Regions from separate parts of the Mus musculus genome. Here region 2 is linked to region 1. A link is a loop called in an ENCODE intact Hi-C map of the cell type or tissue named here. Cell type or tissue: left cerebral cortex. All regions are shown on one strand.

Region 1 (8,000 bases):
GCTGTAAGATCGAGAATTGACAAATGGGACCTAATGAAACTCCAAAGTTTCTGCAAGGCAAAAGACACCGTCAATAATACAAAAAGGCCACCAACAGATTGGGAAACGATCTTTACCTATCTTAAATCAGATAGGGGACTAATATCCAATATATATAAAGAACACAAGAAGGTAGACTCCAGAAAATCAAATAACCCCATTAAAAAATGGGGCTCAGAGCTGAACAAAGAATTCTCACCCGAGTAATACCGAAAGGCTGAGAAACACCTGAAAAAATGTTCAACATCCTTAATCATCAGAGAAATGCAAATCAAAACAACCCTGAGATTCCACTTCACTCCAGTCAGAATGGCTAAGATAAAAAATTCAGGTGACAGCACATGCTGGTGAGGATGTGGAGAAAGAGGAACACTCCTCCATTGTTGGTGGGATTGCAAGCTTATACAACCACTCTGGAAATCAGTCTGGCGGTTCCTCAGAAAATTGGACATAGTACTACCAGAGGATCCCGCAATACCTCTCCTGGGCATATATCCAGAAGATGTCCCAACCGGTAAGAAGGACACATGCTCCACTATGTTCATAGCAGCCTTATTTATAATAGCCAGAAGCTGGAAAGAACCCAGATGCCCCTCAACAGAGGAATGGATACAGAAAATGTGGTACATTTACACAATGGAATACTACTCAGCTATTAAAAAAATGAATTTATGAAATTCGTAGGCAAATGGATGGACCTGGAGGGCATCATCCTGAGTGAGGTAACCCAATCACAAAGGAACTCGCACAATATGTACTCACTGATAAGTGGATATTAGCCCAGAAACTTAGTATTCCCAAGATATAAGATACAATTTGCTAACCGCATGAAATTCAAGAAGAATGAAGACCAAAGTGTGGACACTAGCCCCTTCTTAGAAATGGGAACAAAACACCCATGGAAGGAGTTACAGAGACAAAATTTGGAGCTGTGACGAAAGGATGGACCATTTAGTGATTGCCATATGCAGGGATCCATCCCATAATCAGCTTCCAAATGCTGACACCATTGCACACACTAGCAAGATTTTGCTGAAAGGACCTAGAAATAGCTGTCTCTTGTGAGACTATGCCGGTGCCTAGCAAACACAGAAGTGGATGATCACAGTCAGCTATTGGATGGGTCACACGGCCCCCAATGGAGGAGCTAGAGAACGTACCCAAGGAGCTAAAGGGAACTGCAACCCTATAGGTGGAACAACAATATGAACTAACCAGTACCCCGGAGCTCTTGACTCTAGCCGCATATGTATCAAAAGATGGCCTAGTCGGCCATCACTGCAAAGAGAGGCCCATTGGACTTGCAAACTTTATATGCCCCAGTACAGGGGAACCCCAGGGCCAAAAAGGGGGAGTGGGTGGGTAGGGGATTGGCGGGGGTGGGTATGGCGGACTTTTGGGATAGCATTGAAAAAATAAACGAGGAAAATACCTAATAAAAAATAAAAAATAAATAAATGGATATTACCTATAAAGTACAGGATAACATGCTACAATCCACAGACCTAAAGAAGCTAAATATCAGGGAGGGTCCAAGGGAGGATGGTTGAATTCCACTCAAAAGGAGATATAAAATAGATATTAGAGGTGTGTGGAAGTAAGGAGCTGGGTGGAATCGGGGAAGTGGAACCGGGATGGAAATCAGGTGTGGAGAGAGCAGGGGTGGGGTATAGGAGTTGGAGAGGGCTAAAAGAGAAAACAGAAACAGATAGGAAGCATTTCTGGAACAAGCTTGAGACCTGTTCCCAGTAGTCTATGTGGGTGACCCTAGCTGAGACTCCTAGCTGCTGGGGATACGGAAATTTTAAGTTCTTGAAGCTCACCTCCAGTAACGTACTTCCCTCAGCAAGGCCATACCTTCTAAACCTCCACAAACAACAACACCAACTGAGTATCCAAATGCTTGAGACTATGGGGCACCATCACAGAAATATAATACTAAAAATACTGCAAATGAGAAGAAATTCTGTCTGCTATGACAAAAATAGTCATGTTAGGCTAAGTGGGTAAAGATGAGGTCATAACTCTAGGTAAATGGCCTTTGATCAGGAATAGTCTAAGAAGTCTTTATCGCAGAGTTGAGTAATGGCCCTAGCTAGCATTCTCCTTTTTACTCAACCAAAGACCCATTCATGGAGTACTGCAACCCACACTTAGTGTGGAATCTCATTCCTCAATTACCTTGTATACAAACTCCTCCAGAGGCATGCACAGAGGTTGTCTCCTAGATGATCCTATCTCCTCTCAACTTGACAATACAAACAATTTCAGGAACTATAGAGTGAATTGAGACACAGCCTCATTCCTGACCTTCAGAACTTGGACTAGTCTGTAGGGTCCATCTCATTTCTTTACTGCCAAAATAGTTTTGCTGCACAGATTGTTCATAGCCATGAATTTCTCAATGATAGGCTATTAGCTTTTATGTCTTTCAGGACCATTGAAGAGTGTCTTTAAGGACAATTGTAACCATTAGTGGAATTCCTAGCAAGATATGTATTCCAGGTTTGGCAGAGTGGGGGGCATGTTAGGTAATTTAAGTGCCTATGAGAGAGAGAGAGAGAGTGCATTTGAGTCTCTAAGACAGCTACAGGCCTTTATAGGACAGAAAATTTTGTATCAGAAATACCATAAAAGCCTGTGGAGTTAGCTGGTCCAGTGGCATATACACTTTAAGCCCAGCACTCTGATGGCAGAGGAAGATGAATCTCTGAGTTTGAGGTCAGCCTGGTCTACAGAGCAAGTTTCAGTACAGCTAGGCTACACAGAGAAACTTTGTCTTGGAAAACAAAAACAAAAAACCTCCAGAGTCTAAAAAAAGCCTCAGCAAGTCTGATGTTTAAACATCATGCCCCGCCTAGGAAGGGAAGGCAACACCCATTTAGGTAGGGTAAAAAAAGAATGACTAAAAATATTCATCTAGTATACATATTAAGGAGGCTGTGGGCTAACGTGATGGCTCTGTGGTTAAGAGTGCTTGCTGCTTCTTCCAGAGGTCCTAAGCTCAACTGTCAGCACACAACCCTCAATAAGTCCAGTTCCAGGGGACCCAGTGCACTCTTCTGACCTCTTCTGACACTAGGCATGTATACATTGGCAAAACTGTCACACAAATAAAATATTTTTTTTTAAAACTTCAAAATAAAAAAGGAGGGTGTAAATTGAACTTATTGGGACTTGCTATTGATAGCAATGAGAAGGACCAGGGTTCAGAAGTTCTAACAAGAAGTGGTCAGGGCAGAAAAATCACTCCCATATTGATATGAAATATAATTGTGATCCCTGCTATTCTGAGAGTCGGTAGGTGCTCATTCATAGAGATGGAAAATGCAAGAGACTGTATAGCACCCGGGACCCATCAATTCTCAAAGCAGAGGGGCCTCTTTCCCTCTGGAGCATTTCACAGTCCAGGAACAAAGTTGGGAGCACTTGTTCTTTTTTTTTCAAAAAAGAAGTGAGCATGAGGTCCTTGGATGGAAATTGGGAGAGGGGATATTCTCTTCCAGTATGTTCCCACTTTAACGGACTGGATATGGTTCTTGGATGGGGGCATCGAACCCAGTGGATTTGGGAATATCTTGGCTACTTTAAGATACCTTTGATTCAAAGCTAGCATGGCTCTGGTTCAGTGAACTAGACAGCCACTAGATGGAGCGCTAGGTTTTCCTGAGATGGCATGGAATTAGGCAAGGATCCTGACCTTTTTCTCTTTCTGAACTGTCCTGGTCTTTTCTCTTTTCCTTCTCTCCAATTTACCCATTCTGACTCTTGAGGTTTCATCCCTGTTTTAAGTACCTTGAGGCCATGTCTAATAAAGTAGTGAAAGTACCCTGGGGTTAGAAGGAGCACTTCATTTAATCTTTGAAGTTTTTGCTTACTAGCTGGAGAGGCTTGTCTTTAAACATGTACAGCTAGGATTTTCCAAACTCTCACAGTCTAGAATATATGTGATCTTGGTTTGAGCCAGCCTAGAGAGTACTGTTTCCAGAAGCTCACTGTGTCTTTCCCATCACTTTAGCCCTTTCCATCTGATAGTTTTGGTAAGTCATTTTTCCCGTCATTACTTTTATCAGTGTAATGAACAGGAGTCTGAGTGAGGCATGGGACAGAGCCTGGCCAGGCCATATTAAGTGTAGCCTCATCAGCTCAGGCTAAAGACAGATACACAACATGGAGGAGGTAATAAGGACGGCACTCTTAACAGTGCCAGATTAGGTAAAATGCCAGAATGAGTTCTTATGAATCTTTAATGAAAGTGGAAAGATGCTGGCTAAGTGACCCTTGTGTGGATTATATTATGGGCAAGTTAGACATGGAGAAGAAGATGTGTACTCAGATGATGTCCCTGTCTTAGTTAGGGCTTTACTCTGTGAATAGACACCATGACCAAGGCAACTCGGTTTGTTTGTTTGTTTTTAAGATTTATTTATTTCTTATATGTAAGTACACTGTAGCTGTCTTCAGACACTCCAGAAGAGGGCATCAGATTTAATTATGGATGGTTGTGAGCCACCATGTGGTTGCTGGGATTTGAACTCAGGACCTTCGGAAGAGCAGTTGGCACTCTTAACTGCTGAGCCATCTCGCCAGTCCCCCAAGGCAACTCTTATAAGGACAACGTTTAATGGGGGCTGGCTTACAGATTCAGAGATTTGGTCCAGTATCATCAAGGCAGGAGCATGGCATTGTCCAGGCATGCATGGTGAAGGAGAGTGCATATCTGTGTGCTGAGGGAATGTTGGGAGGGAAGAGGAAGAGAGAACAAAAATGAAGCAGGGAGAGGCACAGGTATTGGGTGCAGGAAGCTAGACCAGAGGCTAAGCAGAGATGGACCATGTCAGGAACATCAATAATAGGGCATCTCGTGGTGTGTAAAGAGAGTCTAGTGGGGCACCTAGAGAGTCTTTCACACCTAGGGGTGAGAAGTCCTGTGAAAGGCCATGAAGCTTTGATATGAGGAATTTGAGTCCTTTCCTAAATTATGACAAAGAAGTCTAATTGTAGGGTAAAATTATAGCTTGTGACATGAACTAACAGGCTATCTTGATCTGGAGTGGGTTTAAGAACAAAATCTATTACAAACAAAAAAAAATGTGTCTTTTCTTTTTGAGAATCTGAACATCAGATTTAAAGCCATAGGAGTACATTCCAGGAGTCAGAGGAGATAGAGAGCACAAAACCATCAAGCGAATCCTGCCTAAGATTCATTGTTCCACCTCTGTTATTGATCTTCCCTGCCTTACATGTACTTTAGTCTGGAAGCCTTCCTGGCTAGCCAAACCCACCTAGTTGGTCAAGCCAGACTAACCTGGAGGGGAAACCTTTCAAATAAAAACTGATGTAGGGTGGGGGATAAGACCCCTTTGTTCTGGGGAAAGCAAAACCTGGCCATGTTCAGATCTATGGGATTCGGAAGTGTATCTGTAAGGGAATCCCAGGCACAAACACCATGTCTTGTGTTTTGCTTGCTCTCACTCTGGAAAGTCACACAAATTCTGAATAGAAAACTAGAGTGAGCAGGAGAGAAAAATGCATCTGTGCAGATGCATCCTGGACATGCTACCAAGGCCAGATCTTCAATGTTTCTAGTGGGGCTTCAAAAAGGAAGAAAAGTAACCACTTTCCCCTTCAGCCCATATAACTGGGCATCTTCCCTTTACCTTGCTCCAGTCATGGGTAGAATTTATCAGTTTCTAAAGGAAGGTAAGATTTTCTACAAGGGCTTAACTCCTTAGCATGTATTTTTCTGGTGACAAAGTTCCAGAATCACAAACAAAAAACCTTTGTTATTAATGGAGAGCCACCATATCCAGGGGCTTCTGTTACCTGCCAGCCTCTTAAATTTTATTCTATGTGTATGGGTGTTTTGTCTTCATATATGTCTATGTACCACATGCATGGTGCCCTCAGAGGCCTCAGGAGAGGGTATTAGATCCCCTGAGACTGGAGTTACAGACAGTTGTGGTCAACAACATGATTGCTAGGAATTTAAATAAGGTTCTTTGGAAGAGCACCCAGTGCTCTTAACCAATGAGCCATCTCTCTGGCCCATACCAGCCTCTTAGCCCACCACAAGTAGCAGAGAGAAAAGAAGCTAAGGAAAAGAGGTCAGGCAGAACAGAAAAAGTATTTACTAGACCAGACTGATATAAAAATTATAATAAAGAACATACAGCAGAGGAGGGGACTGGAGAGAAGGTCAGTAGTTAAGAACACTGACTGCTCTTGCAGAGGATCTGGGGTTGTTTTTAGCACCCGTGTGGTGACTCAAAGCACTTGAAACTGCAATCCAGGGGATCTCACACTCTTTTCTGACATCCACAGGCACTAGGTAGGCACATAGTACACATACAGGCATGCAAACACATATAAACATACAGATAAGCGTTTTCTACCATGAGCACACTGGGGGCCAATGAGACTGCTTAGTGGGTAAAGGTGCTTGCTGTGTAAGCCTGGTGATTCAAGTTTGATGCAAGAACCACAATTAATGTGGAAAGAAAGAACTGACCCCACAAAGGTGCCTGATTTCACATGATCTGTTACCTCCTTGCAGAGTCCTGCAAGGCTGTTGTGGAAGGGATGGTATGACATAGTTACCACACCTGGAGCAGAGCTAGTATACTTGGGGCTTCATGGGTGTTGACAGTTGCTAGAAGTGAGGCTTTCTTTGTATAATAATGTACATAATTTACTTTATGTTCCTCCTTCAGGAAATATTCCTCCTGCCAAGGTATCTGGGAATGTTCTCCCTGCCAAGCTTAGTGATTCCATGATAATTAGAAGCAGCATAAGTCCAGAAGACAAGAATGCGTCTGTGTCCTTAGCAAAAATGGTAAATGCTGTAACCTCTAGGACAGCCCATAAGGCTGTAGGAAAGAACTCTGAAAACATAAGTTCAAAATTATATAATTTCATAACTATGAAAAATATAAGGATGCAATATGAATGTTATGAGTGGCTTCACAGACCTAAAAGAACAAAGACAGTTGCACTAATAAGGCAGCTTGTCATCAAGACACAGAGATAGGCAGATTCCTGAGTTCAAGATCAACCTTGGACAGAGTGACTTTTAGGTCCAGGCATGGTCGGAATGGTAATTTCAGGACAGGATTCCACCTAGCTTGCTTATTGTCTGTTGCTGAAAAGGCAGGCAGATCTCTGGATTAATTTTCCATGTTAAAAATCTACTTGCTGACTTTCCTAAGAATCATTTTACAGCTAAGGTCCATAAAATGCTGATTCATGGGATAATCAAAAAGGAACCTGGAATGGATGATTGAAATGACATACAAATAAAAGACTGTGATGCAAGTGACTGGTAAGGTTGAAACAGGTTCAAAAACCCTGGGGTTTTAAATTTAAAAACATCATGTGTTGGAACCTGCTCCTGGCCAGGCTCTACCTGTTCTGGAACATGTAATCATGACACCCAGTGAGATGACCATGAAAACCAGTCACATAGCATAAAAAAAACTAGAGTTCTTCATGCTAATGAGGTATCTAGATAGGCCCTAAGTGTTTAGCCAAAGAGTGTCCCTTCCTGGGCATCCCTTCCTGCAAAAGGTTCATCCTTAGTAAGATGTATACATTCACACCTACCATAAATAAAGCAGTTTGGACAAGCAAGGACCATCTCTTTCATCAAGGATTGCCTCAGGTGGAGACCTTCTTCATAAAGTGCCTAGCCTATATCTCCTAGAGAAGGTCTGCTCTCTTCCCTCAGTACTATCTGCATTCATTCTGAACCAGACTACATTCTTCCCAGTCCCAAGCTCAGCCATCTGCTTCCTACTAGGCGCATAGGGGAAGTGCTGACCAGCAGACCACTGGTCTCAACTCTGTATGGTCCCCAACAGCATCTGAGTAAAACAGAAGACTGAGAATCACTGCATCCGTCTCAGCCCACAGTGTTTCTCACCTGGGGAAACACAGGCTAGGACCGCTATTATGGATTACAG
Region 2 (8,000 bases), 240 kb after region 1:
TTGAAATGAAAAAAAAAGTACTATTTTTATTTTAACAGTATACTTCTTAAGCTCTTATTACCAGCTCTAGAGAATTTTTTGGAATAATTATGCATTCCCTAATGTGTGCTTTACAAACTGTGTATCATCATAACCCAGTAGCCGTGACAGAAATCTCTTTTCTTTGCACCCCCATCCTCCTCTTTTTGTTTCTCTCTCGCCCCCACTCTCTGTAATAGTCACTAGCAGGTTGTGTTTATAGCAACCATTGGAAAGACCGTCAATAAAAACGACAAAAAACATTTAGTTGTTCAGAAATTGAAAGTTAGAGAACTTGGATTTATTTAACTCAGTGCTGCCAGAAAATAATGCTATAAAATTAAATTACTTTAAAACTCTTGAATGAAAGGTGCTATTTAAATGTAAATACTAAGGGTTTACTGAAACACGATACACATACTAAAAATCTATTCTCTAGACTTTGAAATCTTCTTTGTGACTCCTTAGATTCAAGTCTCAAATTGGTAAATGGGTATCATGGAAGTCTAGAGACAGTTGCATGTAAAAAAAAAAAAAAAAACTGTAAATTCACTGTTGGTTGAGAAGTTGAAAATGAGTGTAGAATTATGTTTTAGCTTAATATATAAGAGAATAAGTTAGGTTTATATTAACTAGCATCCAATTTGCACAATTAGCACACATCCCAGGACAGTTAATGAATGAGTGTGAGGTGACCTAATGAGGGTAAAGCAGTTTGAACCTGCTGAGGTAATCAGCACATCAGCTAGAAATACTGTAATGTATTAACTTGGAGTAGGCCAACCCTGAGGAGAAAAAAAGAGAAAACTAAGAGAATACAATGAGACTAGTGCATTATTCTCAATTATATTAATTGCCTTCCTCATAGCAATTCAACAAAGGACTAGCCGATAACTCCATGATTTTTTTTTCTTTGAAATCTACTTCAGAAGCAGACTTTGTAGGAATCTAAGCCAAATGGAAATTAATCCAAACCATTTTTCTAACCAAGCCTACACCCAACTATCTGGTGCTATTCCTAAACCTCCATGAACACTTTAAAAATGAGAATAACAGCATCTGCCCAGAGCTCTAATAACATGCCTCCTAGCTGGCCATGGAAATGTTTTGGTTCAAGGTTTTCTGAGTTGGTGGTTACCAAAGAGTTCACGAGACAGGTTCATGTGAAGCACCTTTCATGCAAGGCATGTTAAAAGCCTATTTAAAAATCACTGTGCACATTACAGAATTGTAACCACCTCACAAATGGATTACTACAGCCTGAACTGTCTTAACACTTTATGTCAGGAAGTAAAATCAATACTGTACCAAATCTGGAATTGTGATGGGGAATTATGCATTCTAAATTACTTTTGTACTTTAAGTTACTTTTTATGAAAAAAAGTGAATTGTCTTTCTTTTCAGCTATTTGTCCTGAGATGTATTTTTTTTCTTTGAGTCTTGAATATGAATAGTACAAAAAGAGCCCATTTTATAATTATAAATCTTGATATACAGGTTAAGCTATTTGGACAATGAAAACGCCTTAAATGGAATGCTTAATGGGTAATGTTGCACTTATAACATCCTCTGACAAAATCTGATTTTAAATTGTCTTTTTTATTTCTACTAGTTTTGTTTTCAATGTTTGCCATTGTACTCACAGCTGTTATTAAATACCAAATCAAATAATATAAAAAGCTGTAACATTTCCTTTAAAATTAATGCTAATAAGGGAGGTAGAGTTGAATAACAAAACAACTTTCCTCGGTGGCACCTGATGTCTGTCACAGGAGTCCATGCACGACAAGATACCATTGTTTGAGATGGTTTTTATAGTCACTTTCTTTTTCTTTAATTCTCCTTAAAAGTATTTATGTTGGACTAACTGATATAAAAAGAAATAAAAACAAAAGGTAATTTTTTAACAAATTGTTACAGTCATTTTAAAATTGTATGTTGGCCAAGTGTTACTTTTTCCCTGGAGAACTGTTTTGGGGCTTCATAGACTTTATCCTAATCATTTTGGTCATTAAGATGTTTGGGTAGAGAGTCAGTTCTGTCAATCCTAAAATAAGTTTAAGTATGTTTACTAAGAGAAAGCTTAAATTATAAAGTAGATACAGTGATAATAACAATGGTAGCTAATAATAAAATAGAACTATAACAATAGTTTGTTGTTTCGGGGGTGGTAGGAAGGGGGTACTACTGGAGATTTTACTCAGGGCCTTAAGCGTGGTACGCTGGCACTTTACTTAGCTGTAGTCCCAGCTCCTTTCTCAGTACTTCTTCTTGTGCTCTATGCATTCTTCTTGTGATGTGAGATAAAATAACTAGGTGATGAACTGAGTGCAGTGATAGAGGAAATATATTAAGCTAGTCGATAGGGGTTGTCTGAACACCAGTGCTGAGACACCACATTCACTGCCACAAGTTTGGTAACCACGGGGACTAAGTGACCAACAGGTAGGTAGAATATATGCTATGGATATGCCAGACAGTCATTCAGTGATAACATCTCCTGCTACTGAAACAGGCATGTCGTTTAAAGCTTATGAATTTTGGAATTTCTCATGTAATAATTTTGGTTCATTTAACCACAGGTTACTGGAACTTCGGGAATTAAAACTCCTAAGAATGTGATAGGCTGCAAAAATTGTTGTCTTTGTGGGGCTGGAGTATTGGTTCGGTGGTTCAGCACTGGCTGCTCTTTCAGAGGAGCCAGGTTCCATCTCCAGCACTGTCCATGCTGCAGTTCATGACTGTCTGTAACCTCTAGCTCCAGGGTAGCTAGTGCCTTCTCCTGGCCTCCATGGGCAATGGACACAGGTTACAGATCTACATGTAGGCAAAACAAAAATAAACCCCAAAAAATTCATTCAGTCTTTTATTTTTACTTAGTAACTCGAGGCATCTTACCATATCATTCTTCTGGAGCCTGTTTTCACTATCAACATGATATCCAAGGTCTACAAATTCTGATTCAGGTCCTTCGTTTTATGTTCATAAGAACTTAGAACTACTTGTTTATGTTAGAGATTGAGTGCAGAGCAGGTAAAACAAGCATGGAACCTCTGGGGCAAAGGCAATCATTAGTTTCATTTTGCCTTTCAGTAACACAAGTTGGTACAAATTAGTTTCTCTACTAGATGAAAAGTATTTCTCAAAGCTTGAACAGGAAAATACAGTTCTTTTAGAAATATCCTAGTTAACTGGAATGGAGATAATGGCAAGAGCAATTTCTATATTCTAGCCTATGTCAGATCCTCAATGAATAAAGAGTTGACTAAATTGTTCCTAGATTTAATACTTCAGCTGCCATAATTGAAAGGAAATTATATTAACATTTTCTAAAGGAATATAACCTAGGGTATTTGGAACAATGTCTCTTTTACATGTTGGAGATTCTGAGAACCTAGTAGGTTCAGTGTGCCTGGAGGATTCTTGAAGAGCCTCTGGTCTTCAGGCTGTGTGGGCATGTGTCAATAAAGGATGGTAGTAGCAGCAGTAGGACTCACCAGCAAGAAGCAATGAAGGCACAAAAGCAACACAGCTCTTTCCTGGAACTTCATCCAAGCTGCTGTCAAAATTCTGCCCACTGTGGAGTCTTCCTCATTTAGTCCTGCCTAGAAATGTCCTCACAGATCTGCTCAGGGGAGTATTTTGTTCTGGATCAAATCAAGTTCCCAACCAGGACTCACCATAACAAAGATGAATAAATTTATCATAAAATAGGATAGTAAGTTAGGGTAGAGGACAAAGGGAACTGCCTCTCTGTCATCTGAACCAGTTCTGATGCTATATTTTGCAGCCGAGTTTTAAGATATAAATTTAATACTTTAGTGGAAACAATTTTCTACTTCTAGTTTTTCTACATTGAATTTAATAAGCCAGTTGTAATGGTACCTGACTGTACCATTACATGCAGACAAAATGCTCATACACATAAATATCTTTAAGGTAAATAATAGTCTCCAAATTAAAGACACAAGAAATAAAAACAGCTGTCAGAATGAGTTTATTATGAATATTAACCAAATTGACTTTTGTTTGACATAGCAGCTGACTATTAGATGTTAGCTGGCCTAGAACTCAGAGATCAGCCTGCTCTGCCTAAAGTGCTAGGCAAATAGCATATGCCACCACACCTGGCTCCCAATCTTTTTTTTTTTTTAAGATTTATTTATTTATTTATTTATTGTATAGGAGTATACTGTAGCTATCTTCAGACACACCAGAAGAGGGCATCAGATCCGTTACAGATGGTTGTGAGCCACCATGTGGTTGCTGGGAATTGAACTCAGGATCTCTGCAAGTGCAGTCAGTGCTCTTAACCGCTGAGCCATCTCTCCAGCCCTCCCAATCATTTTTTAATCAAAGTTTAGAATTATGGGATCATGTCCTGTAGCCTTCACAAATATGAGAAAGTCTTCAGGACTTAACCCCATTGTTGCAGCATTAGTCATTGGGTGAAAGTACACTTTCTCATGTCCACCTTCCAGAAAAGCTGAATCCAAGACAAATTTAACATCTCCATCATCGCAGAAGAGTGACAAAGGTGTGGCACAGCCTTGACCAACTTTCAGTTTTTCTAGCATGGCTGTTTCATCAGCAAACCGAAGATTTCCACTCCCAACTCCTAACTGCTTGCCAAGATCATTTAAATTGATTTGTCTATCATGAAGAACTGTGACTAACCAATAGTTTTTCTTCTTTTTGTCTTTAAGAAATAAGTTCTTACTATGTGCTCCTTTCAGATGTTGAATATGAGGCATCATTTCTTCAATTGTAAACACCTGCAAAATATGCAAAAGAAAAAACACTGTAAATTGCACACATACATATCCACGGTTGTACATATTTTTCATGGTGGATGCTCTGAATTTAACTGGTATTCGTTATAAATGTTTTGATAGGGGTTGGGCCTTTTGGTGCTGAGGATAGGACCCAGAGTGCTATGCTTGCTAGGCAGGCACAATATCTCTGAACTAAAAACCTCAGCCTCCAAATACTTTAAAGGCCTGGTACCTGGAGTACTGGTACTTAGAGCTGAGGCCGAGATCAAGAATTCAAGAGTGCAGCAAAATCCTGGTTGGGGTTCAGGGGGAGCCTTAATCATCACAGTTGCAGACCTCAAGACCTCAGTTTTTGTTGGGCCAGTTTTCTATCCCAGTGGCTAACAAAGCCATCAGGTGCCTGAGACGCTTATAACTTTTGAACTTTGGCGTAAAATTTGATGACAGTCCTTAATATTTATCTCCAGAGTCCCAGACATTCACTACAAGGGCATCGATGAAGAACATAAGACCCCAGGTTAGTACATAAAGAACATTTTTTTAATGTTACAAGTACCAGTACTCCAGGGCCTTAAAGTATTTGGAGGCTGGGAATGTACACAGAATGTGACCTTTGTAAAAATGGGAAATAGTAAATATTAAGACAGGTGTTTTCTATCATAAAATGTGTCGTGCAAGCCTTACCAACCCTCATAATAGTTTCCACAAAAATTGTACATCTCCAGTGTAGGTCATGTTAAAATTAAGGTACGTACTTTTGTTTGTGGCACAAGCGGGAGCGGGCCAAAAGAGGAACTGTAGTTTTAAACAGCTCTCAGTGTGAGTGCTGAAATAAATTCGTGTCATCTGCAAGAGAAGTACGTGCTCTTAACCGCGAAAACAATTCTCCAGACTCAGGGGTTATATACTTTTTGTAATTATTTGGGAAATGATCCTTGCCGTGCTGCAGTGGTAACGACTGTCCAAAGAAGTAAAAAACCAAGCCACCTCAATGGCCTGCTGTGCCTTTGGTACCAGATACAGCCTAGGCGATTCTATAGGGTTGCCACTTATGTAGTGCCTTGTTCCTTAGTTATCTACATAACGTATCAGCTATCCAACCGGCTTTTAAGTCACGTCAGTCATCCCAGGACAAGTTTCCTCACGGTTGCCGCAGTTTTAAATAAACTTATAAGCCTCTGCTTGGACCCAATAAACACTCGCCCGAAGACCCTCTGCCTTCCTGGGGCCGCAGTCTCACCTCGGGATGCTCCACGACCTCCGTGCGAATGGCGAGGGCGCCGAGCCTCTGTTCTAACTCAGCCCGCAGCTCCGAGCCTGCCATTTTCCCCTCTACGTGGGCAGGCTTACCGGAAGTGCCACGGCTTCGGGGGCGTGGTGATGGCTGCTTGCTCCGCCCTGGCATGGCTCTGTGGCCTGACCCATCTTTGGGCCGCCGAGAGCGCTTAGCCACACCCCCAACCACCTGAGCCTCCAGTGCCGGGGTCGGAAAGCTCCGGGTTCCATTGCTCGGCCGCGGCAATGTGGCTTCATGCCTCAACAACTGTAGCTTGTGACTTCCGTCTTTCCGTTCTTTTAAATTTTATGTGTTATGGGCGTTAGTTACCGGCTTGCATGGTTGTGCACCACGTGTGAGCAGTGCCTGAGGAGGCTGAAAGAAGGTGTTCAATTTACTAGAACTGGAGTGATGGTGAGTCATGTAGGTGCTAGGAACCGAACTCGGTCCTCTGGAAGACCAGCCATCACTCCCGCATATTATGATATTAGAAAACGGTACTGCGGGTGTGGTGGCGCACTCCTTTAACCCAGCACTTGGGAGGCAGAGGCAGGCGGATTTCTGAGTTCGAGGCCAGCCTGGTCTACAGAGTGAGTTCCAGGACAGCAAGGGCTATACAGAGAAACCCTGTCTCGAAAAAAAAGAAAAAAGAAAAGAAAGGAAGAAAACAGTACTGCGACGAATTACAGTGGTCGTTATGATACTTATGGCCTGGAATTTGCAACCATGGTGGGACCACTTACTTTGAATAAGGTTCAAATTCCACATTAGTATTTCACTTAAACTTTGAAATTAAGGCTCACATGCAACATGAAACACTGATACACTCAGAGATGTTTAATATAAATTAATTGTATTTATTTGGGAGTGAAGATCTGAAAAAGAACCCCTCTTAAGACACAGATGGTATGCTTTTTCTCTCCCTCGGTGACACAAATAGAGCCAGATTAGAACATATTACATGTAGATAAAGGCAGGTTTACTAGGAGGCAGCTTTTGGGCGGGCTCATCAATCTCACATGTGGAAGTCAGTGAAGTCACTCATCTGGTCTTAAGAGGGTTTCACAGAGTTTTGGCAAGGAATGATGCCGTGCTAGCTAGGAGCTGGGATAGTGTCCATACATGGTCAAAAACTGAGCCCCTAAGCAGACACTCTTGGGTGAGTTACCATAAACACACCACATTAGCCAGGAGCTTTCTCTGCCTGTGCAGTAGAAGAAGGAGGGCAGACTGGAAAACAGGGATTTGTTCCAGCCTATGATTTACTCAGTATTGGAAGAAACTACAAAAGAGTAAGTCAGAGTTGTGTTTACAGTTTCACTCTGAACTCAGGATTTCAAAATTTTAAAACTTTTTAGTTTAACCTTTTTTTAAAAATGATTTATTGCCCGGCGGTGGTGGCGTATGCCTTTAATCCCAGCACTTGGGAGGCAGAGGCAGGTGGATTTCTGAGTTCAAGGCCAGCCTGGTCTACAAAGTGAGTTCCAGGACAGCCAGAGCTACACAGAGAAACCCTGTCTCGAAAACAAACAAACATTTTTTTATGTGCATTGGTTTTCTGCCTGCATGTCTGTGCAAGGGTTCCAGATCCTCTGGAACTGGAGTTACAGACACTTGTGAACTGCCCTGTGGGTGCTGGGAATTGAACCCAGGTCCTCTAGAAGAAAATCCAGTGCTCTTAACCACTGAGCCATCTCTCCAGCCCCCTTAACCTTTTTGTTGTTGTTGTTGTTGTTTAATCTTTTTGCCTGTGTGTGTTTGTACCACCTTTGGAGACCAAAAGAGGGTAGGATCCCCTAGAACTGGAATTAAATATGGTCATGAACTACTACCATATGGGTGCAAACCCAGGTCCTCTGGAAGATCAAACAGTGCTCTTAAACATAGAGCCATCTCTCCAGCCCCTTTAAAATCTCTTTTATTTTAAACTC

The links. Hi-C counts contacts between places; a loop is a spot of excess contacts. Peaks named below come from ENCODE experiments on the same cell type or tissue, not always from the same donor. Only the 100,000 strongest peaks of a DNase experiment are listed, where the experiment ranks them.
Region 2: a loop joins it to region 1, with 2.7 times the contacts of the local background. A loop is called at or near these places in 13 of 42 quality-filtered maps.

Annotation. Positions count from the first base shown.
Region 1 is chr11:29,264,367-29,272,366 of GRCm38, forward strand. No RefSeq gene overlaps it. Among named protein-coding and RNA genes, the nearest start is that of Cfap36, 21 kb to the left of the region's middle. In left cerebral cortex, a CTCF peak has its summit at 3,680 (motif pointing right); a DNase peak (open chromatin) is centred at 3,687.
Region 2 is chr11:29,508,884-29,516,883 of GRCm38, forward strand. Prorsd1 (prolyl-tRNA synthetase domain containing 1) reads right to left here and starts at 6,150. Exons shown (of 2, transcript NM_026465.3): 1 at 6,034-6,150; 2 at 2,874-4,793. The coding sequence starts at 6,117. The coding sequence ends at 4,368. It also overlaps a transcript of Ccdc88a not described here. In left cerebral cortex, a CTCF peak has its summit at 4,237 (motif pointing right); a DNase peak (open chromatin) is centred at 6,182; H3K4me3 peaks cover 1,030 bases; H3K27ac peaks cover 326 bases.